2 separate regions of the Homo sapiens genome follow, and region 1 is linked to region 2. A link is an interaction called in ENCODE POLR2A ChIA-PET data of the cell type or tissue named here. Cell type or tissue: PC-3. All regions are shown on one strand. Each heading gives the region's core, and the rest is flanking DNA. Links, peaks and the distances in the headings are about the cores only. Region 1 overlaps SYS1-DBNDD2 (SYS1-DBNDD2 readthrough (NMD candidate)). Region 2 overlaps SDC4 (syndecan 4).

What was found. ChIA-PET counts read pairs that join two places held together with the same protein. Peaks named below come from ENCODE experiments on the same cell type or tissue, not always from the same donor. Only the 100,000 strongest peaks of a DNase experiment are listed, where the experiment ranks them.
Region 1: POLR2A ChIA-PET joins it to region 2 with 31 read pairs; 13 of 35 experiments call an interaction of 5 or more read pairs at or near these places.

What each region holds. Positions count from the first base shown.
Region 1 is chr20:45,386,495-45,402,876 of GRCh38, reverse strand. The region is part of intron 3 of SYS1-DBNDD2 (SYS1-DBNDD2 readthrough (NMD candidate)); the gene reads right to left. It overlaps LOC107985404 (a long non-coding RNA gene), which reads left to right. Exons shown (of 5, transcript XR_007067608.1): 4 at 1-4,098; 5 at 8,309-8,389. It also overlaps the pseudogene NDUFB4P10. Among named protein-coding and RNA genes, the nearest start is that of DBNDD2, 14 kb to the left of the region's middle. In PC-3, for the core only: CTCF peaks have their summits at 9,757 and 9,957; no DNase peak of the experiment used is centred there.
Region 2 is chr20:45,330,255-45,346,636 of GRCh38, reverse strand. It overlaps SDC4 (syndecan 4), which reads left to right. Exons shown (of 5, transcript NM_002999.4): 2 at 10,717-10,855; 3 at 13,568-13,614; 4 at 16,073-16,271. Among named protein-coding and RNA genes, the nearest start is that of SDC4, 10 kb to the left of the region's middle. RefSeq lists an enhancer at 3,310-4,204. In PC-3, for the core only: no CTCF peak of the experiment used is centred there; DNase peaks (open chromatin) are centred at 8,696 and 9,856; H3K4me3 peaks cover 1,845 bases; H3K27ac peaks cover 3,943 bases.

The DNA of each region.
Region 1 (16,382 bases), core at 4,947-12,946, 57 kb before region 2:
ATGCCAGGCCAAAATTTTTATGGAATTACTAAAGACCCAATATAGCTAGCATGACTACATAAAATTTGTAGGAGATATAGACACTGAAGTAATCATAGAAACAACAAAACTCAAACCTAATTCAACTCCTGAAAAAACTGACTGAATCCCCCACACTAATGGCCTAAGAGAAGAAGAGATACGACAATTTCCAGGCATAAATAATAATGAACTCAGTCCTTACTATTATAAGCACTGTGTCCAAAATTCAATAAAAAATTACAACACAGGCTGGGTGCAGTGGCTCACGCCTCTAATCTCAACACTTTGGGAGGCCAAGGTGGATGGATCACCTGATGTCAGGAGTTCAAGACCAGCCTGGCCAACACAGTGAAATCCCATCTTTACTGAAAATACAAAAATTAGCTGGGCATGGTGGTGGGTGCCTGCAATCCCAGCTATTTGGGAGGCTCAGGCAGGAGAATCGCTTGAACCTGGGAAGCAGAGGTTGCAGTGAGCCAAGATCGCACCATTGCACTCCAGTCTGGTTGGCAAAAGTGAAACTCTATCTCAAAAACAAACAAACAAAAATTACAACGCACACACACACACACAACTTTTAAAATACCAAAAAAACCTACTGTCAAGAGACAAAGCAGTCCAGGTGTGGTGGCTTATACCTATAATCCAGCACTTTGGAATGCCAAGGCAGATGGAATGCTTGAGGCCAGGAGTCTGAAGACCAGTCTGGGCAATATCGTAAGGCCCTGTTTCTATATTAAAGAGAGAAAGAGAGAAAGAGAAAGAGAGAGAGAGAGAAAGCAAGACCAGGTGCAAGATGCAGATGCTGTAATTATCTGACACAGAACTTAAGACAACTATAAGTAATACGTGAATATGAAAGGCTCTTGTGGAAAATGTAGACAATATGAAAGAACAAAAGGGGAATTTTTGCAGAAATATGAAGACTACAAAAAAAGAGACATAGAGAAATGCTAGAAATAAGAAAAAACACATACATATAACAGATTTGAAGAATGCTGTTGACAGGCTTATCAGTATACTAGTCCTTTCTCACGCTACTACAAAGACACACCTGAGACTGGGTAATTTATAAATGAGAGATGTTTAATTAACTCACAGTTCCACAGGGCTGGGGAGGCCTTAGGAAACTTACAATCATGGCAGAAGGGGAAGCAAACACGTCCTTCTTCGCATGGCAGCAGCAAGAAGTGCCCAGCGAAGGGGGAAGCCCCTTATAAAACCATCAGATCTCATGAGAAGTAACTCACTATCACAAGAAAAGGATGGGGGAAACCACCCCCATGATTCAACTGTCTTCACCTGGTCCTTTCCATGACATGTGGGGATTATGGGAACCACAATTCAAGATGAGATTTGGGTGGGGACACAGTCAAACCATATAATTTTGCCCCAGCCCCTCCCAAATCTCATGTCCTCACAATTCAAAACACAATTATGTGCTTCCAACAGTCCTCCAAAGTCTTAACTCATTCCAGTATTAACCCAAAAGTCCAAGTCCAAAGACTCTTCTGAGACAAGGCAAGTCCCTTCCACCTAAGAGCCTGTAAAATCAAAAGCAAGTTAATTACTTCCTAGATATAATGGGGTTATAGGCATTGGGTAAATACCCTCATTCTAAATAGGAGAAATTGAAGGGGTAAATTGGCCCAAACAAAGGGGCTACAGGCCCCATGCAAGTCTGAAATCCAATAGGACAGTCATTAAACCTGAAAGCTCCAAAATAATATCCTTTGATTCCAGGTCTCATATCCAGGTCACACTGATGCAAGAGGTGGGCTCCCACAGCCCTGGGCAGCTCCACCCCTGTGGCTTTGCAGGGTAGAGACCCCCTCCCTGCTGCTTTCATGGCTGCCATTGAGTGTCTGCAACTTTTCCAGACACTCAGTGCAAGTTGTTGGTGGATCTACCATTCGGGGGTCTGGAGGACAGTGGCCCTCTTCTCACAGCTCCATAAGCAATGCCCCAGTGGGGACTCTGTGTGTAGGATCTGACCCCACATTTCCCTTCCGCACTGCCCTAGCAGAGGTTCTCCATGAGGGCTCCGCCCCTGCAGCAGACTTCTGCCTGGACATCCACGCATTTCCATACAACCTCTGAAATCTAGGCGGAGGTTCCCAAACCTCAATTCTTGCATTCTGCACACCTGCTGGCCCAATACCTCATGGAAGCTGCCAAGGCTTGGGGCTTGCACCCTCTGAAGCAATAGCCCGAGCTGTCCTTGGCCCCTTTTTGCCATGGCTTGAGTGGCTGGGATGCAGGGCACCAAGTCCTGAGGCAGCATACAGCAAGGGAGCACTGGACCTGGCCCAGGAAATCATTTTTCCCTCCTAGGCCTCTGGGCCTATGATGGGAGGGGCTGCTGTGTAGGTCTCTGATATGCCCTGGAGACATTTTCCCCATTGTCTTGGTGATTAATATTTGTCTCCTTGTTACTTATGCAAATTTCTGTAAGGGGCTTGAATTTCTCCCAGAAAAAAATGGGTTTTTCTTTTCTATCACATCATCAGGCTGCAAATTTTCCAAAAGTTTATTCTCTGCTTCCTCTTGAATGCTATGCCACTTAGAAATTTCTCCTGCCAGATACCCTAAATCATCTCTCTCAAGTTCAAAGTTCTACAGATCTCTAGGGCAGGGGTAAAATGCCACCAGTCTCTTTGCATTGCAAAAGTGAAGTTTACTCCAGTTCCCAGCTAGTTCCTCATTTCCATCTGAGACCACCTCATCCTAGATTTCATTGTTCATATCACTATTAGCATTTTGGTCAAAGCCATTCAACAGTCTCTAGGAAGTTCCAAACCTTCTCACATTTTCCTGTCTTCTGAGCCCTCTAAGACTTTAGGAAGTTCCACATTTTCCCACATTTTCCTTCTTCTTCTGAGCCCTCCAAACTGTTCTAACCTCTATCTGCTACCCAGTTCCAAAGCTGCTTCCACATTATCAGGTATCTTTATAGCTGCACCTCATTCTACCAATACCAGTTTACTGTATTAGTCTGTTCTCACACTGCTATAAGCACATACCTGAGACTGGGTAGTTTACAAAGAAAAGAGGTTTAATTGACTCACTGTTCCAAAGGGCTGAGGAGGCCTCAGGAAACTTACAATCATGGTGGAAGGGGAAGCAAACACGTCCTTCTTCATGTGGCAGCAGCAAGGAGAAGTGCCTGGGGAAGGAGGAAGCCCCTTATAAAACCATCAGATCTTGTGAGAACTAACTCACTATCATGAGAACAGGATGGGGGAACCACCCTCATGATTCAATTATCTCCACCTGGTCTCTCCCATGACACGTGGGGATTATGGGAACCACAATTCAAGATGAGATTTGGGTGGTGACACAACCAAACTATATCAATCAGTAAACTCGACATAGCTGAGGAAATAACCAGTGAACTTGAAGATAGGTCAATAGAGAATACTCAAATTGAAACAGAAAAAGAAAAGAGTGAAACAAACAAACAAAAACCAGAACAAATATCCAAGCGCTAACATATAAGTGATTCATATCCCAGAAGGAGAAGAAACAGAGAAAAAAAAATATATATATGTAGATACAATATTTATTTGTAGATATAATAGCTAATAATTTTCCAAAAATAATGAAAGATATCAAACCACAGAGCCAAGAAACTCACAGAATCCAGAAAAGATTAAATGCCAATATACAAACACAACAAAGAAGCACATGCAAACACAACCTAATATATCATATTCAAATTGCTGAAAACCAAAGATAAAGAGAAAATATTGAAGGCATCTAGAGGAAAAAGGCACACTCCCTACAGAGGAACAAAGAATTACAGAAGACTTCTCATCAGAAATTATATAACCAGAAGATAATAGAGTCATATCTTTAAAATGCTGAAAGACAAAAAACTGCCAATCCAGAATTCTATACCTAGCAAATACATCTTTCAAACATGAAGGAAATACACTTTTTCAGATCAAAAAAAAAAAAAGAGAGAGAGAAAATTCATTACCAGTGGACGTTCTGTAAGCAGAAGAAATATGATACCTGAGAGAAACTTGGATCTACATAAAGAAATGATGATCTCTGGAAACAGATAGAATAAAGGTAAATATAAGAGACATTGTTTCTCATTTTTACTCACTTTAAAAGGTAACTGCTTTACTAAAGCAATGCATTGTGGCCTCATAGCATATATAAAAGTGAAATGTATGACAATAACAACAGTAAAAATGAGGAGATGGAGGAATGGGAAATATGCTGTTAAAGGGTCCTTATGATATATAAGAAGTGGTATAACATTATTTGAAGATAGACTGATTAAAGATATAGTAAATTCAATAGCAACCACTAAAAAAATTTTTTTAGAGAGGTGTAAGTAACAAGCCAATAATAGAAAATGGAATCATAAAAATGCTGGAATAGGTAACTATGTGAGATGATGGATATGTTCGTTTGCTTCACTATAGTAATCACTTTACTATATCTATGTATTCCATAACATCATGTTGTATACCTTAAACATATACAATAAAATTTATTTTTTAAAATGACTGTTGAACATGAAAACAAGTACATATAATAATTTTTTCTAATGTTGGGAGGCTTCCTCCCTAGGCCACTTGTGTCCAACGTGTCTTGCTGAGTATGTCAAGATCACAAGGCCCAGACCTCTCTTTCACCTGGGTCCTTGTTCAGGATTGTTAGTACAGCTAGAGTTTTGAGAGGTGAGATCATTTCTCAGACCAAGGCAGGCTTGCTTACTGCTTGCTATAAAAATGTCCTGGGACCAGGCGTGGTGGCTCATGCTTGTAATCCCAGCACTTTGAGAGGCTGAGGCAGGAGGATCACTTGAGTCCAGGAATTCGAGAGCAGCCTAAGCAACACAGTGAGACCCTGTCTCAAATAAATTAATTAATTAATAAAATAAAATAAAATAAAAAGTGCTGGGCCTAGGTCCCTCAGCTACAATGCAAACCCACTGTGTGAATACCATGCATCTGGGCTCACTGCATCATCTGTTGAATGTAGGACCAGGGGAACCAATACAACTATGCTGATGTTCACACTGTTTGTTGTGCTATGAATAATAAACTATTTCAATCAGATGCAATACATCTTGTCTACTTGCAGCACCCATGAGATTGGGAGTTTTCCTTTTCGAAACATAATCCAAATCAAGGAAGAAAAAAGAAAAAAAGCACAGATGAAAGATTAGAAAACAAATAACAAGGTGATAGATTTTAATCCAGTGTATCAGTAAAAAGACAATCAATTAAAAGACAAATTAGCAGATTGGGAGCAAAGTAAGAGGCAATAATATGTTGTCCACAAGACCCACTTTAAATATAAAGAAATATATGGGTTAAAAGTAAAAGGATGTGTAGAGGAATTGGATCCCTAAAAAAAAAATGAATGGAGTAAGACACACCATACAAACATGAAACCAAGCAAGTTGGAGTGACAGTATTAATATCAGACAAAGTAGATTTAAGAAGGACTATTACCAGGGAGGAAAAGTGGTATTATTTAATAATAAAAGGTTCAATTCACCAAGAAGACTTAACAGTCATAAGAGTGTATATACTAACAACAGAGCTTCAAAAATATATGAAGTAAAAACCAGTAGACCTGAAATAAGAAACAGAAAAAATCTATATTGCACCTAGATAATTCAACCCTTCTCTCTCAATAATCAATAAAATAAGTACACCAAAAAAGCAAGGATATAGAAAACCTTAACACTATCATTAATTTCTCCTAATTATATTCATGACACTTTACCCACCAACAGCAGAATAAACATTCTTTTCAACTGCACATACAACATTCAATGAGAGATTCATCATATTCTGGGCAACAAAAACAATCCTCAACAAATTTAGAAGAATTTAAATTATGTTGTATGACCATAACAGAATTAAATAGAAATAATAACAGAAAGATAACTGAAAAACAATCCCAATACTTCAAAATAAAACATGAGTCAAAGATGAAGTCCAAGGGATATTAGAAAATACATGGCTGGGTACACTGGCTCAGGCCTGTAATCCTAGCACTTTGGGAGGCTGAGGCAGGTGGATCGCTTGACCTTGAATTTGAGACCAGCCTGGGCAACATGACAAAACCTCGTCTCTACAAAAAATATAAAAATTAGCTGGGCATGGTGGCTCATGCCTGTATTCCCAGCTATTTGGAGGCCTGAGGTAGGAGGATAACTTGATCCTGGGAAGTGGAGGTTGCAGTGAGCTGAGATGCCACCACCGCACTCCAGCCTGGGCAACTGAGCAAGACCCTGTCTCAAAAAAAAAAAAAAAAAAAAAAAAAGTGTTGAACCAGGCACAGGAGCTTATGCCTGTAGTCTCAGCATTTTGGGAGACTAGCTGGGAGGATCGCTTGAGCCCACAAGTTTGAGACCAGCCTGGGCAACATTGGCAGAAACTTCATCTCTACAAAATATACAAAAATTAGCCAGGCATGGTGGTGCATGCCTGTAGTCCCAGCTACTCATGAGGCTGAGGCAAGAAAATCGCTTGAGCCTGGGAGGTCAAGGCTGCAGTGAACCGAGATCACACCACGGCACTGTAGCCCAGGTAACAGAGTGAAACCCCATCTCAAAAAAATAATAAAATAGGCCGGGTGTGGTGGCTCACGCCTGTAATCTCAGCACTTTGGGAGGCCGAGGCGGGCGGATCACTTGAGGTCAGGAGTTCAAGACCAGCCTGGCCAACATGGTGAAACCCCGTCTCTACTAAAAATACAAAAATTAGCTGGGCGTGGTGGTGGGTGCCTCTAATCCCAGCTACTTGGGAGGCTGAGGCACAAGAATCACTTGAATCCAGGAGGCGGAGGTTGCAGTGAGCCTAGATCATGCCACTGCATTCCAGCCTGGGTGATAGAGCGAGACTCAGTCGAAGAAGAAGAAGAAGAAAGAAGAAGAGGAGGAGGAAGACGAAGAAAAAAGAAGAGAGAAGAAGAAAAAAGAAAGAAGAAGAAACAGCCAGGTGCAGTGGCTCATGCCTGTAATTCCAACACTTTGGGAGGCTGAGATGGGTGGATCACTTGAGGTCAGAAGTTCGAGACCAGCCTGGCCAACATGGTGAAACCCCGTCTCTACTAAAAATACCAAAATCAGCCAGACATGGTAGCATGCATCTGTAATCCCAGCTACTTGGGAGGCTGATGCAGGAGAATCACTTGAACTTGGGAGGCGGAGTTTGCAGTGAGCCGAGATCACGCCATTGTACTCCAGCCTGGGCAACGGAGCGAGACTCTAAAACAAAAAAAAGGAAAAAGAAAAAAAGAAAAACATATTGGATGGAATAAAATGGAAATTTTTGTGGCCACAGTCAGCCACAAAACACCTCCCAATGTTCCTTACCACCTATCATGTACATCCGGGCAGTCCTCTCCTACACTGTACCAAGGTTATGTCACGGGATCCTTTGGGTGTCACTTGGTCAGTGCAAAACCTCTGTGGCTGGTGGTGCCTCTGCTGGAGTTTTGCTTGTGCCCACTCGTTCTGCCCACTCACCTGGCAGGCTGTGCTTGGCTAGTGCAGCCCGGATCCCATGCCTACCAAGGGTAAGCCAGGCATGGAGTGGTGGGGGGGTGTGTGAGCAAGCGTGAGGTCCAGTCACCACACAGAGCCAGGCACACAAGCTGCCGCAGCCACGTGAGCAGCTCCAGGCACTGGCACAGGCACCAGCTCCATGCAAGGCTCTGGCTGGACCAGACCTACCCCAAGCGACCTCTGCTATAGGCACCAGCGTCTGGACCAGGGGAACGCAGTGGCACCTGAAAGCTCTGAGACACCAGGAACTGCAGAGCCCCAAAGAGGGTGTTACAGCATGTCACAGCCCTGCCTCAGGGAGCCCCGAGATCTGGGCCCCCAGAAGGGCTGCAGCTCTTCTCTCTTTCTCATCACCGGCAGCCGCTCAGCGAGGTGGGGGTGCTGTATTTCAGGGGGTGGAGTTTCAGCCCATTTGTGTTACTGCTCTTTCAGTCCTGCCACCCTGCTCCGGCCTGTGGCTCCTGGGCTGGCCTGGCCCCGCCACTGCTTCCTGTTGCATGGGGTGGCAGCCTGGCGCTGGCAGAGGGCAGGAGAACTAGTGTGTTACCGCTCTGGCTCGGAGAATCCCGAGGTCTGGGCCTCCAGAAGGGTCTCCACTCTTCACTCCAGCAGTTCAGGAACGTGTCACCACCTGCACCTCAGCGAGCTAGCCAGGAACGTGTTACAGCCCCTTTAGCTCCCACCTGCACCTCAGCGAGCCGGCCAGGAAAGTGTTACAGCTCCTTTTACTCCCGCATTTGGCAGGTCCTGAGTTCTTGACCAGCATCCGTGAAGAATGAGGTTACACAGACAACTGGAAGGTGAGCAAGGCAGAGAACAGCTTTATCGGCTGACCAAACAGCTCTCAGAGGAGAGGAGACCCAAAGTGGGTAGCTCCTATCTGCAGGCAGGTAGTCCCAACGAGTCCATGAATCTGGCCGGGTCAGGAAAAAGCACCATCTGATTGGCCAAAAGGCATCAAGGAAGTTCTCACTTTAGGTAGTGGACTCCACACAGAACTGGAGGCCTGGCTGTCAGGCTTCAGGTCATCCCTGGCTTGAAGGTGGGGTTTCACCAAGGACCCACCCCTTCCCACCTAGGAACCTGTCTGCCTCCTGCCACCATTAGTTTACCTATGTGACCCGCAGGATATGCCAGAAATGATGGTATGTCACTTCTAAAATTCAAATTAAAAAAAAAAAGACTACAGCTTCTGTCTTTAGTGTGTACTCTATTTTTGGGGTCACTCACTCTGGGAGAAGCAAGCTGCCATTTTGTCAACAGCCACTATAGAGAGGCCCGCATGGCAAGGAAAGGAAGCTTCCGGCCAAGAGCCCATGAAGGCTGAGGCCTGCCAGCAACCACATGATTGAGTATGGAAATTGATAAAATTGCCCTAGTAAAATCTTGGGATAATTACAGCCCTGGCCAGCAGTTTGACTGAAACCTCATGGGAAACTTAGGCAGAACCACTCAGTTAAACCACTCCTGGATTCCTGATACTCAAGCACTTTGAGATAGTAAATACTTCTTGTTTTAAGATGCTAAATTCTGGGATAGTTTATTATGCAGCAATAGGTAACATATTAAAATTCTGTTCATTGGAACATATAAAGAAAAAAATTTTTAAAGGGGAAAAGAAAGATTTTGGTACTGGGTAAAGTACTGCTGTAACAGTACTCTAATATGCAGGAGTGGCATTAGAATTGGACTTTGAGAAGAGTATAGTAAAAACCTAAAGCACCTTGAAGAAGCTGTTAAAGAAGCCTCGGCCCTTAGATAAGGTGCAGTGAGGGTATGCAGGAAAGTGAAGTAAATACTGTTTTTCTGTTTTTTTGTTTTTTGGGGTTTTTTTTGTTGTTTTTTTGTTTTGTTTTTGACAGAGTGTTGCTCTTGTTGATCTCAGCTCACTGCAACTTCTGCCTCCCAGGTTCAGGTGATTCTCCTGCCTCAGCCTCCCAAGTAGCTGGGATTACAGGTGCATGCCATCACACCCGGCTTTTTTTTAGTAGAGGTGGGGTTTCACCATGTTGTTTAGACTGGTCCAGAACTCCTGACCTCAGGTGATCCACCTGCCTCGGCCTCCCAAAGTGCTGGGATTACAGGCATGAGCCACCATACCCAGACAAGTGAAGTAAATATTATTGGAAACTATACTGTGACACAAAAATTAGCAACCCTGTTGCCTTCAATAAAGTGGAAAACAGAAAATGTGCCTAATGAATTTGATGATCTAAGTAAAGCAATTTCCAAGCAAAATGTTAAAGGCGCCACCTGCTTTCTTCTTGCTGCCTATAGTGAAAGGGAGGAGCAAAGGGATAAACTAAAGCAAGAGCTCTCCAGTGAGAGTGACACTGCCTCCCAAGGGATATTTGGCAATGTCTGGAGGCATTTTTAGATGTCAAAGCTGGGGAGGTTGCTACTGCCATCTAGTTGGCAGAGGCCAAGGATGCTGTTAAACATCCTACAATGTATAAGGCAGCCCCCCTCAAACCACCCCAATCCCCCCACCAAACACACACACATCAAATAATTATCCTAGCTGAAATATCAATAGGGCTCGAGTTGAAAAACGCTGAACTTTTTAAAAGGAAAGAATGTTAAACATGAAAGAGCTAAGACTTCATGATTTAGAAAATGCTTATCCTCTCCAAATAGCAGATGATAGTAAAATTTAAAAATGGCTTCCTAGCAAAACTCAAATACAGGGCACTGCCAGGAAAGCCTGGTCCAAATATGAAACTGAGAATATTAATGTACAGCCTGGCCAACATGGTAAAAGCCCATCTCTACTAAAAATACAAAAAATTAGCTGGGCGTGGTGGCACATGCCTATAATTCCAGCTACTGCGGAGGCAGGATAATCACTTGAAACTGGGAGGCGGAGGTTGCAGTGAGCCGAGATCGCACCACTGCACTCCAGCCTGGGCGACAGAGCAAGACCCTGTCTCAAAAAAAAAAAAAAAAAAAAAAAAAAAAAAGAATATTAATGTAAAATATTTTGTTAACATCTCAGAAAGACTTAAGGCAGTGCCTCAGAATACTATTCAGTCATATTTAAAGAGTCTAAACAAATTATGGATATGTCTCACAGATCCTCCAAATCAAAACAATAGTGATTCTGGAAATCTTACGGCTGATTGTTGTCTCTTAGCCATCTCAGCCGAAGCCTAGAGTAGAGAAGGGCTTATTGCAAAGAAATCTGTGGGCATGTCTTTTGTCTAACAGAGTAATATTGAATAAGATTCAAAGTGACCCACAAGTTTTAAAAAGGATTATATATCCAAAAACATCACCTTAGATTTGCAGGGATAAAAAGAGTACAAATAAAAAGAGGATTTCAGCCAGGCAGGATGGCTCATGCCTATAATCCCAGCACTTTGGGAGGCCAACGTGGGCAGATCACCTGCTGGATCAGGTGATCTAGAGATGAGAGAGAGAGAGAGAGAACAAAGCTTCAGGAACATGGAAGATTATAACAAAAGATTTAACATTTGTGTCATGGGAGTCCTAGGTGAAGAGAAAAAAAAAAGGTGGAGCTAAAAATGTGTTCAAAGAAATAAAGCTGAAAGTGTCCCAAATTTGATGAAAGACATACACACACGGATTCAAGAAGCTGACTAAACCCCAAGCATGATAAACCAAAGAAATCCATACAAGACACACCATAAACAAATTTCTGAAAACTAAAGTCTTGAAAGCAGTTGCAGAGAAATTAACCTTACCAATAATACAGCAACAATTTAAATTGCAGCAGATTTCTCATCAGAAACTGTGAAAGCCAGAAAGAAGTGGCACAATATGTTTAAGTACTGAAAGAAAAAACCGTCAACCCAGAATGCTAAGCAAAGTGAAAAAATCCTTCAGGTATGAAAGTCAAGACATTCTCAAATGAAGGAAAAACTAACATAATTTGTTAACTGAAGAACTATAGTAAGTCCTTAATGTCATCAATAGTTTCTTGGAAACTGCAACTTTAACCAAAATGATGTATAATGAAAGCAAGTTTATCGTAGACTAATTGATATTAACAAGGTAAGTCCATACAGCATACTTCTGGTCACAAAAACAATACCACGCTTCTAAATAAATGCCCAGACACATCTAGTATTAAACATTAAAATAAATGTGAGCTATACATACATTTAAGAAAGATTAATAAAACAGGGAAGTTCATTATTTACTCACCTATTGGTGATGTAATTAAAGTGAGGTCATGCTGGATTAGTATAAGCAGTGAGTGACAGCAGTCATCATGGTGGTGAGTTAAACCAAGGAATAAATCTTTGCAGAGCAAAAATTGTAAGGAGTATCTCCTACCACCATGCAGTTCAAAAACAATAATAAATATGGCAGGCTGGCTGAGTGCTCTTATACCAAATTATTTACTGTTATGCATTTGTATGATTATTATATACTTTACAAATTTTTATTTTACAATAATTTGTATTCACTTATTCTTCATTTCCAACCTGCTTATTCCATTTCAGGGTCCTGGGTGGCTGAATCTTATTCTGGCAGCTCAGGGTGCAAGGCACCCTGGAAAGGATGCCATTCCATCACAGAATGCGTGCACGCACACACACACACACCCCTCACTCATACTTGGATAATTTAGATAATTTAGATACACCAATTAACCTAATGTGCACATCTCTGGGATGTGGGAGGAAATTGGAGTGCCCAGAGAAAACCCACACAGACATGACGAGAATGTGCAAACTCTACACAGACAGTGGCCATGGCTGGGAATCAGTTGTTGTTTTTTTTTCTCATCAACATTATAAAGAAATGACGTTAAACAAAATAACATTATTTGAGGACCTGCTGTACCGTGAAAGAATGGCTAAAGGAAGTTCTCCAAACATAAAGGAAATGATGAAAGAAGAAAACCCGAAACATCAGGAGTGAAGAAAGAACAATGGAAATAATAAAAATATGGGTAAATATGATGGGCTATCCTTCTTCACTTGCATTTTCTAAATTATGTTTGATGGCTAAAACAGAAATTATATAACATGGTCTGATGTGGATTCAATTTATGTAATGAAGATATTTAAGACAATTACATTATGAAAGGAGAAGGGTAAAGGGACCTAAATAGAGGTCAGGCTTCTATCCCTCACTCAAAGTGGCAAAAGTGTCGATACCAGTAGATGGTCATAGATTATGTTATGTATGATGTAATATAGAAAGCAGCCACTAAAAAACCTACACAAAGAGATACACTTAAAAAAAACACTTCACCATAGATAAAAAAAATGGAATTCTAAAAACTGTTTAACCCATAGGAAGAGTAGAGAAATAAAAGAGAAGAATGAAAAGCAGAGGGAATGAAAAGAAAACAATCAAATGGCAGGCTTAAACCCTAACAAATAATTGCATTAACTGCCGGTAGTCTATAAATATACTTTATAACTCTGAGACTGGCAAAACGGAGTGAAAAAAATGACCCAAAATAAGCTCTCTACAAGAAACTCACTTCAAATATGACATAGGTAGACTGAACATAAAAGGATGAAAAAAGATACACCATACAAAGATTAATTAAAAGAAAGCAGAGTTAGCAATTTCAATATCAGATGAAATAGACTGCTGAGCAAAGAAAATCACCAGGGCCAAAAAAAGATATTAAATGGGTCAAATCACAAAGAAGACATAGCAATCATACATGTGTACATACCAAACAACAGATCTTAAAAATCTATGAAACAAAAATTGGTAGAACTGAAAAAAAAAATAGACATCTACTATTAAAGTTGGAGACTTCAACACATCTCTCTCAACACTTGATAGAAATACTAGACAGAAGGGTGGGCATGGTGGCTCACACCTGTAATCCCAACATTTTGGGAGGCCAAGGCGGGTGGATCACCTAAGGTCAGGAGTTCAAGACCAGCCTGGCCAACATGGTGAAACCCTGTCTCTACTAAATATAAAAATTAGCCGGGTGTGGTGGCGGGCGCCTGTAATCCCAGCTACTCGGGAGGCTAAGGCAGGAGAATTGCTTGAACCCGGGAGGCGGAGGCTGCAGTGAGCCGAGATTGTGCCACTGCACTCCACCCTGGACGACAGAGCAAGACTCTGTCTCAAAAAAAAAAAAAAAGAAACACTAGACAGGAAAGCAGCAAGGATGTATAAGAACTTTAAAAAGCCATCAATCAAAAGAATCTAATTAATATTTAGACAATACTTCACATAACAATAACAAGATTCACATTCTTTTGAAATGCTTATGGAACACTCACCAAGACTATATCTTAAGTCACAGAATAAAAGTCAACTAAAAAAAATTTTTTTAAAGAGACAGCATCTTGCTCTATTGCCCAGGCCGGAGTGCAGTGGTGCCGATCATGGCTTACTGCAGCCTTCAACTCCTATCCTCAAGTGATCCTCCTACCGTGGCATCCAAGAGACTTGGGATTACAGGCATGAACCACTGCTCCCGGCCTCAAGGAATTTTTGAAAATCAAAATCGCACAGCATGTGTTCTGAGATCACAATGAAATCAAACTAGAAATCAATAACAAAAAGATAATAGGTAAATCTCCAAACATATGGAAATTAAACACCTCATTTCTGAATAATACATGAGTCAAGAGGCGCAGTTGTGCACTGGGTCACCAAGATGACTCTCCCAAACTATACTCCATCACACCTGGCCCCTCTGCCCATGACCCTCAATCCAGCTGAATATGACATACCTCCACAAACTGCAACCTGAGCATTTGGCCATAAATCTGGGTTTAAACAGGGGTACTTAATCAGCACAATGACCCTAACCAATGATGATTCATCGAGGGCTCATCAAACATCTTGGCTTAATTTGTTGGACTTGTGTAAGATCAGCACATGTCTATCCCAATTTCAGACCCATTATCAAATACTCATCCAGTAGCTCTATGTGGAATCGGATCCGGTAGGGATAGGAAAGAAAAGCTTATCCAGGAAGAAAAATTGGATCAAACATTTAACATCTCATATTAAGTCTAGCAATGACGATTTTATGTATTCCTGCTTAAATACACTTCTATTAATCCAAAAATCCCACCACATTTCTAAATAATACATGTGGGCTGGACGCAGTGGCTCACACCTGTAATCTCAATACTTTAGGAGGCCAAGGTGGGTGGATCACCTGAGGTCAGGTGTTCGAGACCAGCGTGGCCAAAATGGTGAAACCCCGCCTCTACTAAAAGTACAAAATTAGACGGGTGTGGTAGCATGTGCCTGTAATCCTAGCTACTCGGGAGGCTGAGGCAGGAGAATCACTTGAACTCAGGAGGCGGAGGTTGCAGTGATCCAAGATCACGCCACTGCACTCCAGCCTGGGCAACAGAATGAGACTCCATCTCAAAAACAAACAAACAAACAAACAAATTTCTAATATTGGTAATTTGTATCTTTCTTTTTCTAAAAAAAATTGGTTAACCTGGCTAGAGATCTGTTAATTTTATTGATAATTCAAAGAGACAGCTTTTGGTTTCACTGATTTTCTCTATCATCTTCTGGTTTTCAATTTCATTGATTTCTGCTTTGATTTTTATTATTTCCTTCTACTTACTTTAAGCTTAAATTGCTCTTATTTCTCTAGTTTCTTCTTTCTGAAGCTTAGATTGACTTTAGATCTTTCTTCTTCTCTAATATATGCATTTAATGCTATAAATTTTCCTCTAAGCATGGCTTTTGCTGCATCCCACAAATTTGGTAAACTATATTTTTCATTTTAATTTAGTTAAAAATATTTTTAAGTTTCTCTTGAGACTTTTTTTTGATCCATGTGCTACCTACTAGTCTAGTGTGTTGTTTATTCTAGAAATACCTTGGGGACTTTCCAGCTCTCTCTGTTATGGGTTTCTAGTTTAATTCCATTGTGGTTTGAGAACATACTTTTTATGAGTCTATCATTTTACATTTGTTCCAGTGTGTTTCGTGGCCCAGAATGTACTATCTCTTGAATACTCCATGTGAGCTAGATATGAATGTGTATTCTATTATTATTGTATTAGAATGTATATTCTATTATTGTTGGATGGAGTGCTCTATAAATGCCAGTAGATCAAGTTGATTGATGGTGGTATTCAGATAAAATATGTACTTACTGATTTTCTGCCTACTTGATTTATCAATTATTGAAAGAGGGTCGTTGAAGTCTTCAACTATAATGGGATTTGTCTATTTCTCCTTGGAGTTCTACCAGTTTTTGCCTCATATATTTTGGTATTCCATTGTTAGTGACATATACTATATGTGTCATATATCCACTCAAGATCAAAAATAAGGCAAGAATGTCTGTTCCCACCACTTTCATTCAATGTAGTGCTGGAAGTCTTAGCTAGTACAATAAGGGAAGAAAAGGAAATAAAAGACATACAAATTTAGAAAGAAAATACTTGCAAATCACACATCTTACACAGGACTCATATCTAGAATATATAAAGAACTTTCAAAACTCAAAAGTAAAAATACAGACAAACAGGTTGGGCACAGTGGCTCACACCTGTGCCCAGTGCTTTGGAAGCCGAGGTGGGAAGATGGCTTGAGGCCAGGAGAATTCAAAAGCAGCCTGGGCAACACAGCAAGACCCTGTCTTGAAAGAAAAAAAATTAGCTGGGCATGGTGGCAAGCGCCGGTAGTCCTAGCTACTTGGTAGGATCACTTGGGTCCAGGATTTCAAGGCTGCAGTGAGCTATGATCATGCCACTGCACTCTAACCTGGGTGACAGAGCAAGACTCTTTTTCTAGAACAAACATCCAAACAGTCTAATTAGAAAATGGGCAAAGGAAGTGAACAGATATTTCACCAAAGAGGATACAGAGATGGCAGATAAGCATATTA
Region 2 (16,382 bases), core at 5,395-13,394:
GGGGAAGCATCCGAAGGGATACCACCTAGGCAGTACAGGGAAAAAGAGGAAAGGACCCAGGAGGTTGCTGAGGTCACCGTGTGCCCAGTCACATGCCAGTTTCCTCCCAGGGGCTGCTGAGCCTTCAGGTGCTTCAGGGTGCTGAGCAGTCAGCTGTGTCCTGGGGGCATTCTGAAGGATGTAGTTTGGGGGAAGGGGACTGTGTCAGTCCTGCCTGGGTGACCCATCAGCTGCAGGAGACATCAGCCCTGGGCAGCTGCTTCCTGAGATAGGTGTCAAGTCTCATCCTGACCTCAGCTCTCCCCTTCCTGGCTAATGTCACAGACCTCCTGCCTGTAACTGGGGCACAGGGCTTCCCCTTTGGCCTGTCCCCTCCCTCTTTTCTAGATTGTGGTTGGAAAAATCAGACATAGTCACGGTTGGCTCGGACTGAAGAGATGATCCAGCGTGTCCTTTTCTTTTTGCAGGTAGAGAAAAGTGAGGCCCAGGGAGAAGGACTTTGCTAATAGCAGTTAGGAGTGATAGAGTACTTTTTATATGACAGATCTGGTGCATTTTGTCCTCACAAAAAGACCTGTCACATGGGGATTCTATTATGCCCACTTCCCAAATGTGAGAGGTAAAATGGTACTACTTTGGGTTAGTAGAGGGCATCCAGGACCCCAGGATCTCTGACTAGTAGCCCTCCCATTGTGGGTGGTGTTCCCCCGACTGTTCCATCATTCCCCTTACCACCCCCATATTTTGGAAGGGAACCCAGGCTCAGTACCCAGCTGTCCTCTCCTCTGTTTGGCTGGGCTTGCTATACTAAACCAGTTCTTCCTGTCCAGCTGGGAGCATTCCCTGATCTGCCTTCCTGCCACTCCCTCTCAGGCCAATTAAAGGCAGCCTTGTTTTGGGAGTCCCCTCCACCCAAAGGTGTTCCTACCCAGGGGCACAGCCTACTGACTTGGCCCCGGGCCCAGGCGGTTGTGGGGAAGTGTCCCCCACCTATCACCTATCAAGTGTACTTTAGCTTAAGGACATTTCTGGTCTTCTACAGCGTCCTCTTCTTGATTACATGGGAGTAGGGGTGGGGGCGGAAGCCTAGGGGCTTCTAGGACCCTTGAGTGAACAGTGAGAGCTCTTGGGACTTCTTGAGCCCAGGGAGTTATCAAACACCCACGAAAATATTTGGGCCATGATTTGGAGGGTTCCATGAGGTTGGGGGGAGGCCTCTTTCCCCGCTGGGCTGACATCCCCCACCTTAAAATGAAAGGTTTGAACAGGGTAGCCTCCAGAGTCCTTTCCATCTCTCAATTTGATTAATAACTTAAGTACCTACTATTCAAAAGAGGTCTCTCTCTTGAAGGAATTAACTTGAGGGAATTAACATACTCCACCAAATGCTGAATCCCTCCCTCTCTCCCCCCGCACACTGAGGGCAGGAACTCTGCTCTATTTGTTTTTGTGAAATACCTGTCCCCTAGTTTGTACTCAGGAAATGCTTGTATGAATGAATAAATTCGTGCATGTAACTTTATTCTAAATGGTTCATTACTGTTATTTATTGCTAGTATGAGTATCTCCCAGTACTGCGAGGTACCATTTTCTCTATTTTTACAGGAAATTGATGCTCGGAACAATGCAGTGGCTTCCTAAGGTCAGAACCAGGTCCTTCTGATAGGGCAAGGTGTCTGGTTTGAGTGTCCTCAGAATATTCCAGATGAGGAAATTTGCTGGGTTTGAAGGTAGATACCTTAGGTCCTACTTCTGCGTTGCTGGGTGACCTTGAGCAAACATGCCCTGTCTCTGGGTCTCAGTGTCCCCAACTCTAAAATAAGGAGGCTGGACCATTGCCTTCCAAGGGTCCTTCCTGCCCAGAGAGCCCATTGATGAGGGGAGGGGCCCTTTGCTGGCCTCCTTGGTGAAGAGTCTAAACAAATCCCAGTCTCAGAAGAGAAGTTGGGGTGGCGGGGGGACATTCAGCTCCTGCCATCCCCAGCTCCTAGAAACAGAGGGCTTTTCCAAGGACTTGGAGTGCTGAGCCTGCCTGAATGAGGAGCTGGGGAAGCCAGGCTGGGCTCCCAGCCCCATCTCCCTGTTGGGAGAAGTTGGCTCCTAGCTGTCCTTCAACCTCCCGGACTGGACAGGCGAGTGTGATTTCCAAATGAATGCTTAAAATTGGGGTAAGGGGCTGGACCGAGCGCTGTGAGTCACTGCATGCTAGCGTAGCCTGCCTGAGTCACCCATTTCCTTTCAAACTCTTGGCTAATAGGACAGCTCTGTGGTGGGGGTGTTGGAATGAGCTCAGAGTTTTACCTTGTCCTTTGGGAGTCACTGTTTCAGTGTCCGGGGCTCGAGGGGACATACAGGACATGTTTGTACTAGGTCCCGCACTTTCACAGCCCCTTGCCTGCATGTAGACTTTGACATTGTACATTGTGCAGCCAGTCCTCAAAATTGGGCTTTAGACCTCTGCAGAGCAGGTAGTACTTTTTTCCTCTTTAAGGCAAAACTGAGGCTGCAACTGGCCTGCATTTTTTCAGAGAGCAAAAGCTGGTACTGTTCAGGTTTGGTGTGACCCCAGGATTTTCTGATGTTTGTGAGGACTCCTCTTTGCTTCCTGGGGCTGGCCAGAGGGCATTGAAACATTGGCTTGGTGTTACACAGACTTAACTCCAGACGTGCGAAGTCCACCTCTTACTGGCTACATGAATTCAGTCATGCTACTCCACCTCTGAGCCCCAGCCTCCTGGTCTGTTAAGAAGATCATGATACCGGTGTGGCGAAGCTTAAAGGAGACGACAGGGCTGTAAATAAAGGCACCTAGTACCATGCCTGGTAGGGAGGAGGTGTTACTTAGTGACAGTTCCCTTCCTTGCCCAGGCCACCTTCATGCCAGGGGGTCCTATCTCTGAAGATTCTGAGCCCAGGTCTCCTGGAAAGCTTTCTCCATCCCCCTTATCCCCCTTATCTACCCCCACAGCTGGGAGGTGGGAAGGGAGAAATCTAGGGTGGGGCTTTTGGAGTCCAAATCTCCTATTTGTTTATCTTAGAAGTGGGCTGTTTGCTAATTATCGAATGGGTTTATGTTTAAACAAGAACCAGTTCTGGGCAGCCCCACCTCTCCTGCTGGGATTTGCTGGAGCCTCATGCTGAACAGTTTGCAGCCTGGAGGGAGAGGGGGCAGGGGGTTTGCCAAGGGTATCAGACCACTCTGGACACTGTCCAGGACCTGGGGTCACCCTCCTGTGCTGGAGGGGCAGAGTTTCTACCCTTAAGGAGGCTGAGTGATTGCAAATAGCACTTTGAGGGGTGGGGTGTTGGTGGACAGAAAAGGTACAGTGTTCTGAAAAGCCAGTTTCTCGTATGTTTTCACTGCATGGTGCCCTAGAGAGGGAGGAGAGAGAACACATATGTCAACAGTTGGGGTCTCATTTAACCTTAGAAGAATAAGCCTGACTTCTTGGGCTTGTTTGTCATTAACTAACACAGTGGTGACCTTGGGCACATTCTTGCATCTCACTGGGGCCTCTCTGGTCCCATCTGCTGAAGGCTGGGTGACTGAAAAAGAGGGTACAGAAAACTCCAGCCCCCGTCCTAGCTCTGCTGCTCACCCAGGGACACACACAGTTAATACGTCACTTTGTTGATGTGAACTCCAGTGTCCTCTATAAAACACCTGTGGCACTCAAAGGTCATCATCGCTGTTTGGCAAACTTGTAAAGTTCTGGCTTTATTAGCACCTAGACGAGGGTTCTTAACCCGGCCAGAGTTTGGCTTTGGGGAGGTGGTGTCTGTGCATATGTTGAAAATGTAAACTAAGAGTTACAGTTATTGGGGTTTAGACCTTTTTATCCTTTTCAGGGGGCTGCAGTACTCCCCAAAAGGTCACTCTGATCTCAGCAGTTCTTTCTGGCTTTGACCTTTCTACAGCCATCCTTCCTCCCTCCCCCACTTCCCAGCCTTGTTCTTGCCTCCTGCTTCCCCCAACCCCCACCTTCAGCCCAGACCTTCCTATTCAGCGGCCCCCACCCCTTCAGGCTGCATCTCACCCCTCCCCCTGTCCTCCAGGCCCGGGAGCTCGGCTGCTCCAGTTTTCTCTGGCACAGTAGAAGAGGCTGCTGGTCAGGTGACACCTGGGGTAATGGAAAGGGGAGGCAGGGAGAGGCTGGTATGTGTGGAAACAGTGACTTGGTGAAGCCCAGCAGTCAGTGGCCAGGCCTGCGGGGACTGGCGGTGTCACTCTAGCCTCTGGGCGTGGGGGCAGATGTGGCACATGGCTGGCCCGGCTACCCAGAGTGGGGATACTCCTTGCCTTGGAGAAGCCCTGCCGGAGCCGTCTGTGGGACAGACTGACCTGGTCTGGAGGATGGCTTCCTTGGGGGTCGGTGAGGGAGGCTGGGAAGAGGCAGGAAGCCAGCACCCAGGGCTGATCTAATCAGCTGAGATAAGGCTGCAGCGTGGGCTCTCTACTCTGCTCTGAGAACACAGGAGGTTTGTTTACATCCCGAGAGCCTCCCTAGCCCTCGGATCCAGCAGGGATTTCGGATCTGCTGCCTAGATTACAAGCTCCAACTTCAATGCACCTCTGTCTCTGAGGCCCTGAGGGAGCCAGCCCCCTCCTGGCTGTCTCCACCGGTAATCGGAGCAATGCCCAGCTTGGTTACTGGGCTGGGACAGAGGGAGGCTTGTCTCTTTGAGACCTGTCTTTTACAGATTGGAAAACTGAGGCTCAGAGAAGGGAATTGTCCACGATCATCCAGGGAGTTAGTAACAAGGGTGCTGGGTCAGCTCCTGGCAGGGAGACATCCAGAGGCTCCTGAACCCTTCCCCCATTTCTAGCTGGCACCCTAGGATCCTGGAGTTCTTGCTGTGGGAATGGGCTGCCCTGAGGCTTGGTGAAAAGCTGGTTGCAGGCAGTGCCAGGCCTGGCTCTCTCCTGAGTGATTGTGTTCAGAGTAACCCGACCTTGAAGGCGACATTTGAACCCTCACTCCACCCCCACCCCCAGACCTGGTTTAACCATTCAGGCACCAGAGCACCAGACCATGGATTGGTGTGTAGTTTCTTTTTACCTTCTAGATTTTTATTTATTTATTTTGTCCCTGGGGACCCAGGTCCCCAAGTAGAATTTCAGGTGTTTCTGGTCACTGTCATTTGCACCTTCGGGGAAAATAAAAATGGTCTTTACCTCTGTCTGCTTAGGACAGGTGGTCAAAGCTGTGTGACCTTGGGCAGGTCTCTGACTATCTCTGTATCTTTTTTTCACAGTCTGAAGGGACCTGATTGGTTGTTGAAAAGTCTCTGGGCTCAGAAGCAAAATGATAACCTATTATAGATTATATTCCTTTACAGTTTGCAAAGCACCATCTCCCTGTCCCCAGGCTAGCTTCCTTCCAGCAACAGAACTGCCTCTGCAAGTTTTCCCAGGCCTCTGATCCTTTGAGCACTGATCCCACTGGCCAGGAGGAAGGCAGGTAGGGGTTAATCACAGCCACTATTCATTGATCACGTGCTGGGTCCCTTGCACACACAAATGCATTCCTCTTAATCCTCATCACCCTGCAAGGTGCTACCAGCCCTAGTCACAAAAGAGGAAACTGAGGATTTCAGAGATGAAATAAACTCCCAAGCTCATATAGTTAGGAAGTGGCAGAACTCACACTTGTGAATCTGCCTTGATGCACAACCACTCTGGGTGGTAGAGTCACAGTTGTGGGCCCCAGGTTTTAGCCATTCTGGGGAATGTCTGGCCCTTAAGAAGTGGGTGGGGTGGGGAAGAACAGTTACGAGTAGTGTACGCTGCTGGGGGTCTCCTGCTAGAAATCATTCTGGTGGGTCCAGGTGTTGGAGCCCCAGGTACTCACCATCCCCTCTCCCCACTAAATTTGGCTTGCCCAGTTATTACCCTTCTGGTCTTGCCTCCTGAAAGAAGGGTCAAGTGTGTCCCCGACCCTACCTCCCCTGGGGAGGAGCCAGGTCGGGAGAGGCTCTCATTAGTTCACAGTTATCCAAGCCCTGACCCTGAACTCCTCTCTGGTGCCCCAGCCAAGTTTCTGTTCCTTTGTTTAAGTGATATCACTTTCACCTTTGTTTACTCCTAGGCAGGGACAGGGTTGCCCTGGAGCCCTGGCCCAGCCAGTGTGTTGTGGACTGGCGGGTTAGGCTGGAGAGAAGTGAAGAGTGGGTGGCAGTGAGAAGCCTAGTTGTGGTTGGGACGTGTTCTTGAGGAAGATCTGGATTTGAATCCCAGCTCTAGCTTTCTAGTTGCATGACGTTGGATAAGTGACTCAGCTGAACCTCAGTCTTCTCATCTGCAAAATGGGTAGAGCACCTTGCAAGGCTGTTTTGCCATTTAAATGAACTTGTATAAACAAAGTACCCAGCATGGTGCTTGGCATGTAGTGGATACTCCTTTTAGTCACTCATGCTTTTCCTGGGGTGATAGAAGCCATAGGATTTGGGGATAGGGTTGGGATAGGACCTTTTCGTAGCTTCATGCCTATAGCCAAAAGACTAGATGGGGAGTATAACTGTAATGACAGCTGCTGCCTGTGGATTTGCTGAGACCCTTAGGGGCAGCCAACACCCTGGAAGGGGAGAGAAGATAATTCCAGTCTGGGAGCCAGGATACCTAGGTTCTAAGTCCATCTCCGCTGCCAGCTGCTTGGATGACCTTGGCAAAATCCCTTGTCTTGTCTGTTTGCTAGGTTATAAAATCAGATACCTTCTGTTGGCAGGTGTTAGTTTCTGTAGAACAAAAGAGCACTTCCCCTCCCTTCTTTCTCCCCAACAGTCTGGGGAAGAATGTAGTATCTCTAAACCCCCAGGCACTAATCCCAGATCCCCACCAGCCACAGGGCCAGCAGAGTCTGTGGGACCTAGGCCCATTGCCCTATTTTTTATTTTTTGGAGACAGGGTCTTCCTCTGTCACCCAGGCTGGAGTGCAGTGGCACGATCGTAGCTCACTGCAACCTCGACCTCCTGGGCTCAAGTGATCCTCCCACTTCAGCCTCCCGAGTAGCTGGGACCACAGGCGTGCACAACCACATTTGGCTAATTTTTGTAGAGATGGGGTTTCACCATGTTGCCCAGGCTGATCTCAAACTCTTGGGCTCAAGTGAGCCTCCCACCTTGGCCTCCCAAAATGTTGGGATTAAGCCACTGTGCCTAGCCACCACTGTCTTACTTAGTTGGTAATTTCTGTTGTGTGTTCATGAAAGGGACAAAGATACAAGGAGACTTGAGAGCCCAGAGAGGGTGCCTGTGCATGTATACACACGAACACACATGCCTGGGCAAAGGTGGGGTGAGCTGAGGAGAACAGACCACATTCTTAGCCAGGAGCAGGGCGGGGTCCATCTCTGGTCAGGGCTGGGCCTGGCTGCTGGGTGGCCTGGTTCTTCAAAGTCACCCCAGACTCAATGGGCTTTATCTGAAAAGAGGGCGGAGGAGAGGAGGACCGTTGGTGCCTTCCCAACCTTTACACAAAAAAGAGTGATTGCCCACAATCCCACGGGGCTTGGTCCCGTCTTGCTGGCCTAGTCCTAAATGGCTCTTATCCACTTTGGAGTTGCCTTCCCTCTTGTCAGAGGTCATGGGTGGAGAAGGGACCAAAACAGGGCAGAGAGGGGGCTTCCAGAGCTCAAGGAGAGATTTAATTCCCTGTGTCCTCCTATCACCACTGGGAGCTGGAAGAAGTTTCTTCCCAGCCCCTTGACTTGCTGTAGGAGGGAAATCCTGGGCTCATCTAAATGCAGCCTTTGAAGACTCCATCTTTTCAGAGCTTTGAAATAGGATCGAATCCAGGCCGTGCCGCGGAGCCCCGGGGTGACTTCAGACTAGACTAGTTTCTTTTTTGGAAACTGAGTATAAAAATGAAGGGTTAAGGATGAACAGGTGCCCACAAAGAGGGCTGAACTGGGAATAAATCTTGGTTTCAGCCTTGGTTTTGCTGCTGACTTGGCTGCAAGATCTTCACGCCCCACTTTCGCTCATAGCCTTCATTTCTCTAATGTAAAACGGAGGTAATTCCTAACAGCCAGTGGGCATGCTAATCCCATGGGTTGTTTTGAAATACCTCTTAGCACTTTCACATACTGAAAGAGAGGCTGGATGCATAAACAACCTTCCATGGCTCCTGGGGGCAGTGAGGGGTGGGAAAAGGTCTCTCAGCCTGAGACAAGTCTCCTGATGGAACTACAGCCCCTGTTGAGGACTTTGACCTGGTCAACAGCTGGCCAAAGTGTACCATTCTTTCTTTCTCCCGGCTAGATTGACCCCCCTACTTAACAGGGCTCCCTTGGAGCCTGGGGCAGGCTGGTGACCCCGTGTACATATGTGTTCATGCGTGTGTTTATGTGTTTGTGGTTAAATGTCCAGGTCAGTGAAGCCTGGGTTCTGGCCCAGTGTGGCTACTTCCTGCTTGTGTGGCCTTGGACAAGTGACTTTACTTTTCTGAGCCCTTGTTTCCATCTCTGCAAAAAGGGACTATTAAAAGGACCTAGACAGGCTGTGTGCTTGGTTAAGGCCTGTCACTTGGGTTCTTGGGGGATTTGCCACAGGAGATGGAGGTAGGAGCACAGGGACCCTGCCCTTAGGTATAGGCACTTGGGCAGCCATGAGGAGCCTTCCTCCTGCTCTGCCAAACCAAAGCCACAGGCACGGGCTATGTGCGGGGGCTTGAATTCCAGCACCAGCAGCCCGGCAGCTCCTGATTCCCGAGTCATGAAGTCATCTCTGAGCAGCACTTAACCTCTCTGGCTTTCCACCCCCACGGGTGCCAAGCGTTCAGCATTCTCCCCACTCCCCGGGAGAGAGTGATTCCTGGCCACTGCCTTCCTTGTGGCCTGACCCCGCTCCCTTCCGGGAATCCAGCATTCTCCCTCTGTGGGGGTGGAAGAGGGTGCATGAGGGTCAGGTTCCACCTGCCTCTCCCCAGAAGCCCAGTGGGGAGAGTACAGGAGTGGCTCTGAAGCAGCTTTCCTGGGCCTCTCCTGCAATGATAATAACCTTATCTTAGGGACAGATGTTCCTTCTCAGACACCCTCCTTTGTCAATGGCAGTCTCAGCTGAGTGAAGGACTGCCTGGGGTGTCCGAAACAGAGACCTGACCTCTTTCTATCCTGAGTTATGTAGCGAACGCTCTGTGTGACCTTGGGCAAGTCCCTGCCCTGTTCCGGGCTCAGATTCAAGTTGTGTGAAACGGGAGGACAGGAGCTCCTTGGGTCCTGGCATTCTGTGATTCTAAGCAGACCCCCAGCTCCTGCAGTTATGGCGTCTGGAGAAGATGGGAATGTCTTTCAGCGGGAGGGGCATGGTGTATTGAACTTAATGAAAAACCCCAACTCTCCTGGCAAATACTAGGCACTTTAGTGTTTGAATTAATTAGTAGAATAATGAACTTTGCTCAGAGCTGCTGTTCTCTGGGCAAACAGAAGCCTGAGCCCAGAAGCTGGAGGAAGGGTGATGGGCATCCAAATGTTTCCTGTGCTCTTGAGGGTACATTGTTCCCACTCGGTGGAGCTACAGGATGGGAGCAGGGTAACTGATGTACTGTAGGGCTGCCCGGGACCTTTGACACTTTCTTTTGGCAAGCGGTTTGGTGGGAGTGGACCTGAGACTCTGTCCTGATCAGCTGTGTCTCCACAGGGTAGTGGCTGAGTGATGATTATGGGTACTGGAGTGGATGGTCTGTGAGGGTAGGGATTGTGCCTCTCGGTGTCTGCATGGTGCTGGCAGCAGAGTAGATCTGTGGGAGATGTTTGGAAGGCAAGACTGAATCCAGGAGTACACTCCTGAGTCATCAGGTCTGGGCAGCGCCCTGACCTGAGGCTGTCTTAGGGTGTGCGTGAGGCAGCCCTGTCTGTCCCGGCCCAGACTGACTCAGCTGGGAAAAGTATCCTGGACTGGGCAAGACCAGAACCAGGAGCCCACTCCCTGTCCTGTGTGAATCAGCTGCCACTGCATCACAGAGCCCTGGAGTGTAGCATCCCAGGGCCCTGTGCATGGAGACTCCTGGCTCTGAAGTCAGGCAGCCCTGCGTATGCAATCCTCGCTCTTCCATCTGCCAGCTGTGTCACCAAAAGAAAATGACTCCCTCGGCTGTAAAAAGAAGTGAATAACATGCCTCCAGAGTTATTAAAACAGGGCCCAGCACATAGCAAGTGCTCGGTAAAGGATATCTAGCCATATTAATAATTTGATTATTACCTCATTTACTGTTTTTATTTTTTTTGAGACGGGGGTCCCACTCTGTAGCTCAGGCTAGAGTGCAACGGCGTGATCCTGGCTTATTGCAACCTCCGCCTCCCGGGTTCAAGCAATTCTCCTGTCTCAGCCTCCCGAGTAGCTGGGACTACAGGCGTAAGCCACCACGCCCAGCTGATTTTTGTATTTTTAGTAGAGACGGGGTTTCACCATGTTGGCCAGGCTGGTCTTGAACTCCTGACCTCAAGTGATCTGCCTGCCTCCGCCTCCCAAAGTGTTGGGATTACAGGTGTGAGCCACTGTGCCCAGCCTCATGTACTATTTTTATTTGCCCAGAATGGAAAGAGACTTGCCTAAGGACACGCGGTGAGTTAGAGGTAGAGTGGGATCCAGGACGCAGGTCTCCAGGCCCTGGCCTGGTCTCTTTCTAGTTTCTGAATGCCCACTTCACTAGCTTTTGGGCATCAGCTGTCATGGAGCACTGGGGATGTTGGCTGATGTGTCTCCTTTCTTTATCTTAGATCCGAGAGACTGAGGTCATCGACCCCCAGGACCTCCTAGAAGGCCGATACTTCTCCGGAGCCCTACCAGACGATGAGGATGTAGTGGGGCCCGGGCAGGAATCTGATGACTTTGAGCTGTCTGGCTCTGGAGATCTGGGTACGGAAGGTGTGCTGGGCAGGCGTAGGCACAAAGCTGGAGGGAGTGGTGGCTTCACCAGCCAGGAGGGTGACCATGCCTTGAGACTTGGATTTTTGTGGGACTTTTCCTAGAGTGCCCTTCTTCCTTCTCAAAAAAAGGGGAAACAAAAGTAATGGATTAACCTATTCCATCCCTGAGAGCCCCTGGGGACAAGCTGTTTGCTGCTTTGAAGTCATTGGTAGCTCTGGGTTTTCTGAGCTCCAGCCTGAACGTGTCCTCATAAGCTCTTCTCTTTTCTGCAGGGCATGGTGGGGGTGGGGTGAGGGTAGGATGGGTGGCAGGACAGGGTGGGAGTGGGGAAGGAGGACCCATAGAGTGTTTTCCTTTTTTTGAAAGGAAAAGTTCCAGCCTGGGCCACATGGTGAGAACTTGTCTCTACAAAAACACAAAAATTAGCTGGATGTGGTGGCATGCACCTGTAGGAGTCCCAGCTACTTGGGAGGCTGAGGTGGGACGATCCCTTGAGCCTAGGAGGTTGGGGCTGCAGTGAGCCAAGATCATGCTACTGCACTCCAGCCTGGGTGACAGAGTGAGACCCTGTCTCAAAACAAAAAAGGAAAAGTAGCAGCTTAGAAGTGGGGATGGGGTGGGAGGGGGCATGAGTGGGCAGAGATGTAGTTGGGAAACCAAGAACAAGTCCCTGCTTCAGTGGGGGTGGGGGCGGGTGAAGGGCCCAAGGCCTCTAGGCCAGACAGCTAATAAGTGTCCCTCCTATGTGCAGAGAGGTGTTAATGATTGCAAGTTTTAGCTTTGCAAGTTTTAGCTTTGGAGTCACATGGTCCTGAGTTCAAGCCTCCATCCTGTGTGAACTGAGCTTCAGTTTTCTAATCTGTAAAATGGGAATAATAAAGATAGTACATCAGTGTTGTGGGGACTGAACTGACTTAAAGCTTTTGGCACCTACCAAGCACTCAGTACGTGTGTGTTTGGTTTAAAAAAAAAATAAATTTTATGGCCGGGCACGGTGGCTCATGCCTGTAATCCCAGCACTTTGGGAGGCCAAGGCAGGCAGATCACGAGGTCAGGAGTTTGAGACCAGCCTGGCCAACATGGTGAAACCCCGTCTCTACTAAAAATACAAAAATTAGCCAGGTGTGGTGTCGAGTGCCTGTAATCCCAGCTACTTGGGAGGCTGAGGCAGGAGAATTGCTTGAACCCGGGAGGCAGAGGTTGCAGTGAGCTGAGATCACGCCATTGCACTCCAGCCTGGTGACAGAGCAAGACTCTGTCTTGAAAAAAAATAAAAATAAAAAAATAAATTTCATTATGTGCATACAACATGATATTATGGGATACATATAGATAGTAAAAATGTTACTACAGTGGAGTTAAGTAATATATCCATCATCTCACATAGTCGCCCAGGAAATGTTTTAATATTGCAGTTAGAGTTTTCTTTCTCAAAAGTTAATTCCCTGGGGATCTTGTTAAAATGTAGATTTTGGCCGGGCGCGGTGGCTTACACCTGTAATTGAAGCACTGTGGGAGGCCAAGGCAGGCGGATCACAAGGTCAAGAGATCGAGACCATCCTGGCCAACCAACATGGTGAAACCCCGTCTCTACTAAAAATACAAAAATCAGCTGGGTGTCATGGTGCACCCCTGTAGTCCCAGCTACTCGGGGGGCTGAGGCAGGAGAATCGCTTGAACCCAGGAGGCAGAGGTTGCAGTGAGCCGAGATGGCACCACGGTACTCCAGCCCAGGCGACAGAGAGAGACTCTGTCTCAAAAAAAAAAAAGTAGATTTTGATTCAGTCAGCCCTGAAATTCTACATTTCTTCTTCTTTTTTTTTTAACCAATGAATTATTTTTACTCTTTTTAAATAAGTGAAATATTAGCTTTAATGTTTTCTGATCATGACAATATTTTTAGATAAGAACATTTTAAACATTCAACAGTAAGAGACTATTGAAAATAAATGAAATTCATTGAATAGAAGTAATTAAAATAATAATGTAACTCTTTAAGCATTGTAATGGAAAGATGTTAATGATATATTGTTACGAGCCCATTATTGGGAAAAATGTATTTAGGAATACGTATGGAGGGAATTTATTTATTTATTTTTTTGAGACGGAGTCTTGTTCTGTCGCCCAGGCTGGAGTGCGGTGGTACCATCTTGGCCCACTGCAACCTCTGCCAACCGGGTTCAAGTGATTCTCCTGCCTCAGCCTCCCAAGTAGCTGGGATTACAGGCGCGTGCCATCACCCGTGGATAATTTTTGTATTTTCAGCAGAGACGGGGTTTCACTATGTTGGCCAGGCTGGTCTCGATCTCCTGACCTCAAGTGATCTGCCCGCCTTGGCCTCCCAAAATGCTGGGATTACAGGCGTGAGCCACCGCGCCTGGCCTTGAAATTCTACATTTCTAACCAGCTCTCAGGTGTTGCTATTGGTTTTTGGATCCACACTTTGCAGAGCAAGGGTTTAGAGCTGATGAAGCCTCTGCCCAGCTGCCAGCTCACACATTCCTGTGAAAGAGCCAGGGGGTGGGTCTGAGGAGCCCCATTTTACAGATGAGATGACTGAAGTAGGGGTGGGGAAGCTCGCTTGCTGGACATTGAGCATTTGGAAGCTGGTTGTAAGGTGGAGCTCCCACCAGTCCTGGCTGAAGGGGTCATTTTCCTGGGGTAATGGACCTCACTCACACAGCTATTCTGACCTTACAGATGACTTGGAAGACTCCATGATCGGCCCTGAAGTTGTCCATCCCTTGGTAAGTAGCTACATGCTTCTGCCTCTTCCACTTTGCTCCTCTATAGCAGACCTATTGGGAGAGGCAGAAAATACAGCCCCCATAGGCAGAATAAGTGAGGGGTCTTACCCCACTATGCGGGAAGGCTTTTTAAAAATCTGGCCCTGGGGTGGGCATGGTGGCTCAGGCCTGTAATCCCAGCACTTTGGGAGGCTTGAGGTCAGGAGTTCAAGACCAGCCTGGGCAACACGATGAAACCTGTCTCTACATAAAATACAAAAATTAGCCAGGTGTGGTGGCATGTGCCTGTAGTCCCAGCTACTTGAGAGGCTGAGGTGGGAGAATGGCTTAAGTCCAGGAGGCAGAGGTTGCAGTGAGCCAAGATTGTGCCAGTGCACTCCAGCCTGGGTGACAGAGCCAGACTGTGTTAAAACAAACAAACAAACAAACAAATCTGGCCCCAGGCTCATTTTGTAGGTTGCTGGTAGGCCATCCTCCCTGCAGGGATAGTCACCGTCAACACCAACTCCTTTTCTCTACATTTATAGCTATTTCCTAGCATTGATAGAAAAGTATATATATAGGCCGGGCACAGTGGCTAATGCCTGTAATCCCAGCACTTTGGGAGGCTAAGACGGGCAGATCACCTGAGGTCAGGAGTTCGAGACCAGCCTGGCCAACATGGTGAAACCCTATCTCTACTAAAAATACAAAAAATTAGCCTGGCACAGTGGCGTGCGCCTGTAGTCCCAGCTACTTGATTGGGAGGCTGAGGTAGGAGGATCGCTTGAACCTGAGAGGCAGAGATTGCAGTGGGCAGAGATTGCACCATTGCACCCCAGCCTGGGCGACAGAGACTCCCTCTCAAAAAAAAAAAAAAAAAGTATATATATATAATTCTATGAACTGCGTTTTTCACTTAGACTGGTCATGAGTATTTCCCTGCATAATTTAATGCTCTTGTCATTTTTATAGGCTGCGTAATAGTTTACCTGATTCCCTTTATTGACGGAAAAATGGCTTATAATTTGTTAACATTTTAAAATTATAACACTGCAGCAAACATCTTTTTTATTTTTGCAAAGCAATAACAAGTTTATTAAGAAAGTAAAGGAATAAAAGAATGGCTACTCCATAGGTAGAGCAGTGGCATTGGCTGCTGGTTGCCCATTTTTATGGTTATTTCTTGATTATATGTTAAGCAAGGGGTAGATTATTCATGAGTTTTCCAACAAAGGGGTGGGCAATTCCCAGAACTAGGGGCTCCTCCCCTTTTTAGACCATATAGAGTAACTTCCTGACTTTGCCAGGGCATTTGTAAATTGCCATGGCACTGATGGGAGTGTCTCTTAGCATGCTAATGTAGTATAATTAGCATATAATGAGCAGTGAGACCAACAGTTTCATTGCCATCCTGTTTTTGGTGGTTTTTGGCAAGCTTCTTTATTGCAACCTGTTTTATCAGCAAGGTCTTTATGACCTGTATCTTGTGCAGACCTCCTATCTCATTCTGTTACGTAGGATGCTTAACTTACTGGGAATGCGGCCCAGCAGGTCTCAGCCTTATTTTACCCAGCCCCTATTCAAGATGTAGGCACTCTGGTTCAAACACCTGACATTTTCCCCCTCCCTTTTGTAAGAAAACCCTTAATCCTAAGGGTTGCAGAGGGACAAAGATCCATCTTCTATAACTTCTTCATGCTGAATAGGGTGATGATATTCCTGCTTAACTATTAGGGCCTCTTGTATCCATGGTAGAGAGGGGTTCAGTCAGAAAGGGCCAGTATGGTGAGGGCCATTCATAACTCTTAGTTCTGACAAAAGGTGATATCCAAAGTCCTCCAATCAGTGCTGCAGTCCATTTCCTTTGATTCGGGAGTCTCCTCCGTCTCATCCCTTCTGTGGTTCTCCAGAAAGATGTTACCAGAAAGGGGTCCCGATCCAGACCCCAAGGGAGAGGGTTCTTGGATCTTGCACAAGGTAGAATTCAGGGTGAGTCCATAGAGTAAAGTGAAAGCAAGTTTATTAAGACAGTAAAGGAATAAAAGAATGGCTACTTCATAGGCAGAGGAGCTGCAGCAAGCATCTTTTACACGTAGTCTCTGAAGAGCTCCTTACAATAGAGTTTCCAGGGCAAAACTGCCACCTTAAAGGGCAAGCGATGTCTAAGGTTTTGCCAAATTGCTTCCAGAGTGGTTGCTCTAGAATAACCAGTGGCCAGCAGTGCAGGAGAGCACCTGCTTCCCTGTTCCCTTGGGTGCATTCATTTTTCATTTGGGACAGATATACTAAAAAAGTTGGGGATAAGGATTTTGGCAGCATAATTGTGGAGACAGTGTTGCCAATTCCTGCTCCAGGACCATATGGTTCAGCTGAATATGGCAGAACCAGATTCTCTGCCTGGCTGAATGTCCCTGTCCCCTGCCCTGAGTCTCTTCCAAAATACGCTGAGTGTCTCTTCTCCTTTCCGCCCATCCAGGTGCCTCTAGATAACCATATCCCTGAGAGGGCAGGGTCTGGGAGCCAAGTCCCCACCGAACCCAAGAAACTAGAGGAGAATGAGGTTATCCCCAAGAGAATCTCACCCGTTGAAGAGAGTGAGGATGTGTCCAACAAGGTGTCAATGTCCAGCACTGTGCAGGGCAGCAACATCTTTGAGAGAACGGAGGTCCTGGCAGGTAAGTCCCCATGCTGCTTATAAGATGCCTTGAAGGTGGAATGGGGCTCAGCGGGGGAGAGCACCTGCAGGCAGGGATGCCTCCAGCCATGAGGCTCCTTGGTGCCCCTTC